Linked DNA regions of Mus musculus: region 2 is linked to region 1. A link is a contact called in ENCODE POLR2A ChIA-PET data. All regions are on one chromosome and are shown on one strand. The core of a region is the stretch at or near the end of the contact, and the rest is flanking DNA. Distances in the headings are between cores, read along the strand shown. Region 1 holds the start of Mov10 (Mov10 RISC complex RNA helicase). Region 2 holds the start of Cttnbp2nl (CTTNBP2 N-terminal like).

The links. ChIA-PET counts read pairs that join two places held with the same protein, here RNA polymerase II (POLR2A).
Region 2: POLR2A ChIA-PET joins it to region 1 with 10 read pairs in Patski. The contact joins the promoter of Cttnbp2nl here to the promoter of Mov10 in region 1. POLR2A ChIA-PET finds 5 or more read pairs at or near these places in 2 of 5 experiments (Patski and embryonic stem cell).

The regions. Positions count from the first base shown.
Region 1 is chr3:104,815,571-104,820,123 of GRCm38, reverse strand. Mov10 (Mov10 RISC complex RNA helicase) reads left to right here and starts at 1,819. Exons shown (of 20, transcript NM_008619.2): 1 at 1,819-2,188. The coding sequence starts at 2,052.
Region 2 is chr3:105,050,697-105,055,249 of GRCm38, reverse strand. Cttnbp2nl (CTTNBP2 N-terminal like) reads left to right here and starts at 2,297. Exons shown (of 6, transcript NM_001163332.1): 1 at 2,297-2,350.

The DNA.
Region 1 (4,553 bases), core at 570-3,069:
TGGAAGTCCAATTCTTAAGAGAAAGATGTAATGAAAGCTCCAGGAAATGACTGAGCTGAGGTGATTTTTGAGAGGGGGCAGGCATTCTAAAACCGAATGCATCAAAACAGTAACTTTCAAAGTAGAGCCTTCCAGAAGACAAGTAGAGATGTCACATTGTAACCAAAGCCACTCACCATTCAAAACTTACTCAAGTTTTTACATGGACTACTGTCTGTGTTTTGAGAATGTTCAGATAATCCAGAGAAAGGGCTGAGGTCCTCAGGTGACCAGATTTGCTGGTCTGAATTGTTAATGTGTGATAGTGTGAAGGGCACAATAAAAAAAAAAAGCCTTTTTAGTTCTTCAGTTAGTCATGTGTCTGGTTATTTTGAGTAAATTATGTCATTGGATTCTGGTTATCAAGTGTAGCCTTGGGTGCATTGGGATTCCTAACTAAGCTATTTCTGTATGTCTAAAAGGCACTTTTATTGTGCTCATCATAGGTGTATTTGTAGGATTTTGAAATGATAAAGAATAGCAATTTTGTTTTTGAGACTGTCCTGCTGTGTAACCCAAAGTGGCTCAGACTCTTAGTAGACCTTCCTCAGACTCTCAAGAAGTGGGATTACAGGCTTGGACCACTGTGCCCCAAAACAACAGTACTTTTTAGAAGTCTATTATCTTCTCTGAGCCTGCATCATATAAAGTGGATGGGAAGGTCTGGAGGTGTTAAGCATCTGGCTACTCCTAGTTTTTCCCTCGAGTTTACATCAATTTCTAGGACGTAAGATTTCCCTGTTCCTGTAGTCTCCATTCCTGACTGCATAGCATACTCTTGGCTTAGGAGTAGTTAACCAAGGGGGAACTTGACCCTGTTCAGGGCATTCCCTACCCTGGGTTAGACTGTTGCTGCCTATAAGGAACCTTGGAGAACAGTAACTTTGATACATGTGGAATTCTGGTAGATTAAGCCTTTCTCACTTTCTCATTGTAGTGTGTATGGGGTTTGTTTGTTTTGGGTTTTGTTTTTGTTTTTTAGTTTCATTCCAGGGGATAAATAGGTGCAGAAGGCTTGTTTTACATTTGTTGTTATAGTAGCCCCACCCCTTAGTTTGCCTAAGCATATTGGTCTACTTCTTTTCCTGGTACTAATGTTGTCAGTGTTAACCATTTATTGCCTAGCACGCCTGGCTCTCTAGGTGCTAATGTTTTTTTGACTGGCTGGGCAATCATGATTTACTGCCAATAAGTAGTGAAGAGTAACACAAACCGAGTGCCCAAATGCATAGCTCAAGAGCAAGAATCTCCAACCTTGAAGTATTATGAAGCCTGTGTGACCCAGAAAAGCAAGGACTGGGTCTTGGCAGAAGCTCTTGTCCCTCTCTCCCACACGCACACCCCTTTATCTATAGAGACACTTGCTCTCCCTCCATCCATTCCCCACACACACACACACACACACACAACTTTGACTTCTGCCTTCCTCTGTATCAGAAAGCCAGAGGAGGGAGGGAATGGGGGAGGGGGCGTGCCGCTCGCTTCCGTACTGGTTTATGTCCCTGGCAGTCTGGGGGAGGTGCTGGACGAGCGGCCCCAGTCCAGCTGCAGCCGACCCATGTCCGGGGCTCTGCCCTTTGCTCTGCAGCTTTTCTATGTCCCGAGGCTCTGGAGAGTGGGCGTGGGAGTAGCCCTAGCTGAGGCTCCAAGGTCCTCCGGGCTGTTTAGGGGGCCCCAGGCGATATCCACGTTCGGATCCTGGCTCGCTGCCAGGGGAGGGAGCTCGGGGTAAGGGGAGGGCCCTGAGGGAGGGGTCAGACTCCTTAGGAAAGAGTTAATGTGAAGGGGGGGAGGGGATAGGACGAAGAGACCGAAAGGAAGGCTCAGGTAGGAGAAGGACGGAGGAGGGGAGGCAGTCGGGGAGAAGGTGGCTGGCCGGAGCAGACGTCAGAGGTAGGGGGCTTTTCCCCTTTGCACCCTCACCCCAGACCAGCCAACTCTAAACCGCGGCGGCGACTTTCAGTTTCATTTCCGCGGACCCTCCTGCCTGGGCCGCAGCCGCCGCCGCCGCGATGCCTAGCAAGTTCAGCTGCCGAAAGCTCCGGGAGACCGGCCAGAGGTTCGAGAGTTTTCTGGCCGAACGTGGACTGGACCTGGAGACAGATCGTGAGCGGCTGCGGACGATTTACAACCACGACTTCAAGCCCAGGTACGGGCCGGCCCACCACGGGCCCCAAGACGCGGGGCCAGCGCCCCGGGTGGTGGGGCCACCTTCCCGCCGCGGGTGCACAGGGATGCAGCCCGGGGCCGATCAGGCCGGTCCGGTCCTGGCAGACCTACTCCGTCGTCTGCCCACGCCCAGCCAGCGCCACCCGTAGCCCGCCCGCTCTGCACAGCCCAGCCCGGCGGGGAGGGGTCGGTGCCCACGCGCGGCTCGCGGTGGTCGGGGCTCGATGGTGGGGGAGGGGAGTCCCACAGGGAAGGCGCTGCAGGCGCGGGCCAAGCGGGGATCCCCGCCCCCTTGTTAAGGGAGGACTGCCTGCAGGGTCCACGCTGCGGGAGAGCTGAAGAGGCCCAGGGTAGGCGGGAGAATCTCGGGGAGCTTTAGGGAGAAAAGAACACAAACTGCGTAGGCAATCAAACCTCCCTTAGCACCTGTGGCTTCTCCATGGAGACTCGGGGCCAGGGACAGCCTCCTAGAGGCCCCTTTTCCCTATGGCTGAAGATATTTGGTTTCCTTTTCCTGTTACCACCCAAGTAAAAAAATCAAAGAGACTTCTGTCAAACCATAGACGAACACCTCTAGCAACAGGCTGCTGCTATGGATGGAAGCCGGAGAAGCAATTTAGCTGGGATGAGTGTAAAGAGGTGCACTAGTAAGCAGGGGAATGGGATTGGGCCTTAACAGATTTTGAGAGATTTGCCTTGCAACTGACCAAAATGCTAGTATGGGTGAGATATGGCTGCTGTTACGTGATTTGGGGCGAGTTTTAGACGGAATTAATAATGATAGTGTAGCTTGAGGCTAGGGGAGAAGGTAGGAGTCCGCGTTAACCAGAATATTACTGTTATTCATGAACATGTCTTAAAAGGAACATTAAAAGGGTTGAGTGGCTTCTTGAAATAGAGGCAAAGACCTGTATTATGCTCTACCCTGTGCTGGGTACTGTGGGAACACACAGATGAAAACTATGCAGTACGCAAGGTATGATATGCATACAGCATAGTCTATAGTATGCCATACAACAGGCTGAAATGACGCCTGGGATGGTAAGGAAAATGCTGAAGGAAGGTAAAGAGCACTTAGCACAGGATGGATAGTCAACAAGTCTCCACCCATGTGTTCACCTATGTCCACAAAGTGCAGTGTGGCTCTGATCACAAGTCCAGTACTTTGGAAGTAGGGAAAAAAGAGTGCCTAACTCCAAATACAACGGATTGCTAGGGACTTAAAGCAGATGTCTGGGTGTTGTTTACTGAATGGAAACATCATACATCAAGAGCAATTCTTGCTATAAACAGACCAGAAGGTTACATATGGAAAGTGGAGGGTGTGGAACTTGATCAGATCATCTGAGCGGTAAAGTTTCTCACTAAGCTAATTTATCAGGGCTATCATTTATTCTAGTCAAGTTTATAACCATACAGGTTGGCCTCAAACTTTCAAACTTAAATGGGTCTCCGGCCTCAGGTTCCCAAGTGTACATGTGTGTACTATATGTGTGTACATGTGTGCACTATATATAAGTGCCCACCAAGGCCAGAAGAGGGCATCGGCTTCCCCGGAGCTGGAGTTCCATGCAGTCTTGAGCTGTTGACCATGCTTGGGCATCTAACTTGGTTACTCCAGAATCCAGCTCTGGGCACTGAGCCATCATCCCTCCAACCCTGGTTTACTTTTGAGATGGGATTTCACGTAATCCGGGCAACACTTGAAGTTACTACGTTGCCAAGGTTGACCTTGAACATCTGATTTTTTACTTCCACTCTCCCGTGCTAGAATTACACCCCACCCACCGCCATTGGCTTTGCTCCTAGTTTTTCAATTTATTTTGCAGTGCTAGAGCTTGAACCCAGGGCCTTGCACTTGCTAGGCCAGCAAACAGCCCGCCCCTGAGCAGCATCTGTAGCCCTAAGGTAACATTTGCCTGAATGCTCTTGTATTTTACCCAAATAAAACTGGGAGACTGGCCTTGGCCTTGAATGACAGATAAGAGTTTTAGTGCACAGGGAGGATATCTTTTCCTAAAAAATTAGCTTTGCACATGACAATTAAAAGATGCAAATTTTAAGTTTCTATTTGTGCTTCTTACTATCAAATGTCTGTATTGGTTTAAAGTCTTTGACTACAACCTAGAGTGTTGGGCATATATCCTGTCATGAGACCTAGTCAACAAAACTGAGGAATGTCTGACTGAGATGCCTTAGAGACAGTCAGTGAGTAGATTGTTCCCAGAGTCTTCCAAAAAGCAGAAGTAGTAGGTGTTACCTCTCAGCTCTCTAGACTTCCCAGCTAGGACTGAGATTTCCACTTGAATAGTGTTCTCTGCTTCCCCACCCCTTTTAATAGGGTC
Region 2 (4,553 bases), core at 1,048-3,547, 230 kb before region 1:
TACCCTGGCTCAGGAATGGGCTTAAAGGAACCCGGAGCGTCCGTCCGGAGCTGCTCGGTGCTGTAAAGGATGTGGGTCACATGGTACTGTTTCCATTAGGTCAGCTTTGGAGTAGAATGGGTGGTGGTGGATTAATAGCTACAAAGGGAGGGAGAGGAAGGCTGGGCGAGCTGATTCACTGGAGCAAATCTTGGAGTGAGTCAGAATCCAGCAGAAAAATAGCCTGTTGTCCCACATCTGCCTCATTGTCTGGCAATGAGACACTTCCTCCGTGCATACCCACAGGCAAAGCAAAGGAAGGAGGAGGAAATGGATTCTTTTCAGGCTCCGTGGTACTATTCCTATACCTAATACTGTGACTTTAAATCACTTCGGACATTGTGTCCTATTCTGAGAGGTCTCCTTTGGCCATGGTGGTCTGCAGCACACTGTGTGGCCAAGAAGGATCTCAAATTCCTGCTTCTCCTCTGCCTCCATCTCCCACAGGATGGGATTTACAGGTGTGCACACCCTATCCAACAAGGCTGTCTTTCTGAATACAGAGCATGCTGTCTTTGCGAAACTCTTAGTGCTCTAGGTCATTGTTCCACAAGCACGGGGGCTGTACTGTAGCATCTCTGCATGCTGTCTCCAAGCCTGCAATGGAGTTGCTGGCTTTACTCTGCTGCTATGCTAATCACCACCCTTCCCTCTCAACAGGCCCCCCCACCACCCCCACCCCCACCCCCCACCCCCCCCCACCCCCGGTGGAAACTGGTGGCTGGTTAGCAGACTGTGGCACAGATTTGGTGTTATTCTTGTCATTTTTCTTTTCCAGTTCTTAACTCTATAGCCTTCCTCCGGTTCTCTTGGTTTCTTTGACTTCGTCTTCTCATCTTAATTTCTTACAGTGCTATCCACATTGCAGGGTAAGACAGTCTTCCCACACAGCACTGACACAGATAGTATATGGATGAACGAAGCGCTGTGTGGACAAGAAATACTGTTTGACTTCCTCTAAACCGTGATTACTTGGGCTGGGTATCTCTTTACCCAGACTGTAAACTGTACCTGTCTCGAGGGCTGTTTGCCTAGGGCAGTGGTTCTCAACCTTCCTAGTGCTACTGTCCTTTAATACAGTTCCTCATGTTATAGTGACTCCCTCAAACATAATTACGCTGCTACTTCATAACTGTAATTTTGCTGTTCTAGATTGTAATGTAGATATTTTTATAATGGTTGTCTAGGGGGTCGTGACCCACAGGTTGAGAACCATGAGCAGAGGGCTTTTTGTGTGTGTGTGTGTGTGTGTGTGTGTGTCCCTAATAGTCTCTTGCTGAATATTGTGAAAATTAGGAATAATGTATTCCGCGTAATATGTTACTTGTGCACTCAAATACTTGAGTTCTTATATGTACGTGTTACAAGTTCTTTAAAGCAATGCGGCTATTTAAACAGTTCAGTCACTTGTGGTGCTGAAGTGCAGGCTATGTATGGTAGAGTGCAATCTCTTCCCTCCAGGTCTTGTTTCTATCACTAAGATCTGCATTCCTGTGCTCAAGAGGCCAGCCATTTCCCCTCATCCTACTGTTCCGTTTCGGCTTCGTTACAAATGCATGGTCCACGGTATGACGGGGCCCAAACATATAAAATAGCCCCCCACATACATGAATGGCAAGCACAGTGTGGGGAAACACCAGGTAAGTTTGCAGCTATTTGGCTTTGCCCTGAAAGGCAAGTCGGTAGGGGTTATGCTCTCTACCAGGTGCTTCCACCCCAGCGTCTCCCTTTGTGTACATAGTGTGATGTGGTAAAGAAGATGGTCTTGCGCCCTTGCTTTCCAGCACCACACCCAAGGGGGAGAGAGAGAGAGAGAGAGGGAGAGAGAGAGAGAGAGAGAGGGGGGGGGGGCAAAGAAGACACGTTACTAGGTTTTCAATACTAATTCGAAAACAAACGCTAAAACTCACTTCTTTTATTCACATTTTAGATAAACCCTCAATTAAGCCACCACAAGGTGTTCCCAGGGTCCTGAAAAGTTGCAGAACCCGGGCGGAGACCAGAGCGAGCACAGACTCCAGCGGACCAGAGGAGGGTACTTCCTCCCGGAAGTGACGCCAGCTCAATCCCAGCCTGGCTCTCCCAAACAAAAGGGATCTTGCGGCCCCAGGAGGAGCCGGGATGACTTTGGAGAAGCCCCGCCTTCAGGCGGCGAGGATTGGTTTCAGAGCCGCAAGGGTAAAGCTATGATTGGCGAGGGTATCTGCCTGTCACTGCCGCCGGCGGGTAAGGGGCGGGTCCTGGGAGGCTGGGGATGGGGAGCGGGCGGCGGAGGCGGCGGCGGGGAAGGATCCCGGAGCGCCGAGGCCAGGTACGGAGCGTGGGCTCGGGGCTCTGCGGTGCCGGGGGAGCCGGGTCTCCGAGAGAGCCTCCTGGCCCGGAGCGTGAGTGGCTTTCAGCAGAAGTCCCTGTCGGGGTAGGGATGGTCCCCCTAGGGGGCGGGGCCGCCGCCTCCAGATCCCGGGATTCCCCAAGGAGGCGTCGCGGCATCCTCCGGGGTCTTTACGATTGTTCATTGTCTCTCGCTAGCCTCCGCCCCTCAGCAGGGGTCTCCTCCTGACCTGTCTCACTCTAGGTCGCCTTTTGCCCAGCCCTAGCCTCAGAGTGGTACTGGTGGGTACCGTTTTCTAGGCTGCAGCCCCCACCCCTATATTGGATCCCTGCGAATTCAGACATCCTTTCCCACATCTGTCCCTGCTGGCAAGCGTGGGTCCAGAACTAGGGTTCTGTATAAGATTTAAACACACACACACAAACCAGCGTTTTCCTTATGAGGGATGGGCGAGGGGGAGAAAAAAAGACGAAACCCAGACAGACACCTCCAACAGCCAAAGCGGCCTTTCCCCCTCTTTTAGCTCTTCCCATCCCCCAGCCTGTGATTGCTCCTACAGCCTCCCCAGATCCTGTATTCTCTTTCTGAGTGTTGAAAGCTCCCCGGCTTAAATTATACATTATCTTCTTCCCATCGCCCTTTGTACCTTTCTTGCCCTTTCTGTTTCTTTTGGGAGAAACCAGCTTTTAGGGGCTTTTTAGGTTTGAGTTGCCTTTCGATTTTGCTTTCTACCCGGTTTCTTCTCTTGAGAACTTAGTAGGGAAGCATCCGCATATTTCATAGCAAGGTGGGTGTGTTAGCTTTCAGCAGAGCTGGCCTTGTGTGGGTAGGAATGCAGTGTGTATTGTTTGACAGTCACTGAATAATACCATATTTTCAAATGAAATGGTGCCGAGGAGTCAGTAAATGCCTTTGCAGAAGGAGTCCCCATCTCCCAATTTGGAGTGGGCTGGTCCGTTGCTCAGGGAAACTGCAGTTAACCTTGAAGGTGTATGGCAGGTTGAAACAAAAGACAGGAAGTATTTGAACAAAATTCAGGTTCAGTTGGCTAGGTTTATAATTAATCTGGTCCTGTGGCCTCTGAGTACTGTCTCACCCCTCTTTTATAGTGGGATTTTACCCTCAAAGGAAACGAATATACATGTAATGTGGTGGTGTCTAGCACACCATCATCATCAACCAAAATTTAAAGCATTAAAATAAAAGGTACTTTTCAGTTTCAGAGAGAAGGGCAGATAAAAGCCTTGGGAATTCAATTTTCACGTCTCTGTAGAGTCCCTGTAAAGATCTACTAAAGTCTTTGGCATTTTAGCAGTTGCAAAGTACAAATGATTTTGTCCTGACATTAATGTCATTGAATCTCCAGTCATCATCTGTGGCCAGCAGTACCACCTATTAATTTTTCCATATTTTTAGCATTTTAAGTTTTTATCTCAAGTTCATTTTCCTGTTGGTTATTTATAGCTGATAGAGGCGAGGTGCGGAGTTGCAATCAGAGAGGGTGATTGTAGTGGCTGTTGTCTGCAGCCTTCCTGAGTAGACTTCCTGAAGGTAATTAGTTTTGAGTAGTCAGGTTCCTAGGTTTCAGAGCCACTCTAGGGGGCTGCAGATCTGTTCCATGATTGTTTCCAGATATGTAGTGAGAGGAAGCACAAAGAAGAAACTGTATGCAGGGTCTCTCCCACAAACACAAAGTTTATTGCCATAGGAGGGAGAGATACATTATCCCAGAAATAGCAGCAGGGGTTTAAAAAAAAAAAAACCCTAGAAGTAAAACAGGAAAGCCCTAAAAGATGTGTCTCATTACCTGAGTAGAGAAGGGAAATAAACTAAGGTAGGAGACGTCAGGAGACCCAGGGAGCAGTGATTTCCAGGGCCTGGACAAACAGGAGAAGCAGAGTAATCTCATTGATGTTTTGGCACAATAAACAAGACCTGTTTGATATACCTTTGGATCTGGAGGGTTTGTTTTATTTAATCAAGAGTGGAGCACTGTGTCTCGCTATGTTTCTGAAGATTATGTAGCCCAGGGTGGCTTTCCCGTTCCTGTTGGGATTACAGCGTGTACTCCGATGTTCAACTCTGGGAGAATTCGTTCCTCTAACCATTTCAGTGTCATTTTTGGTCATGTTAGATGAAGAAAAGCATTGTGTGCAGACAGTGTGTGTGTGTGTGCGCGTGT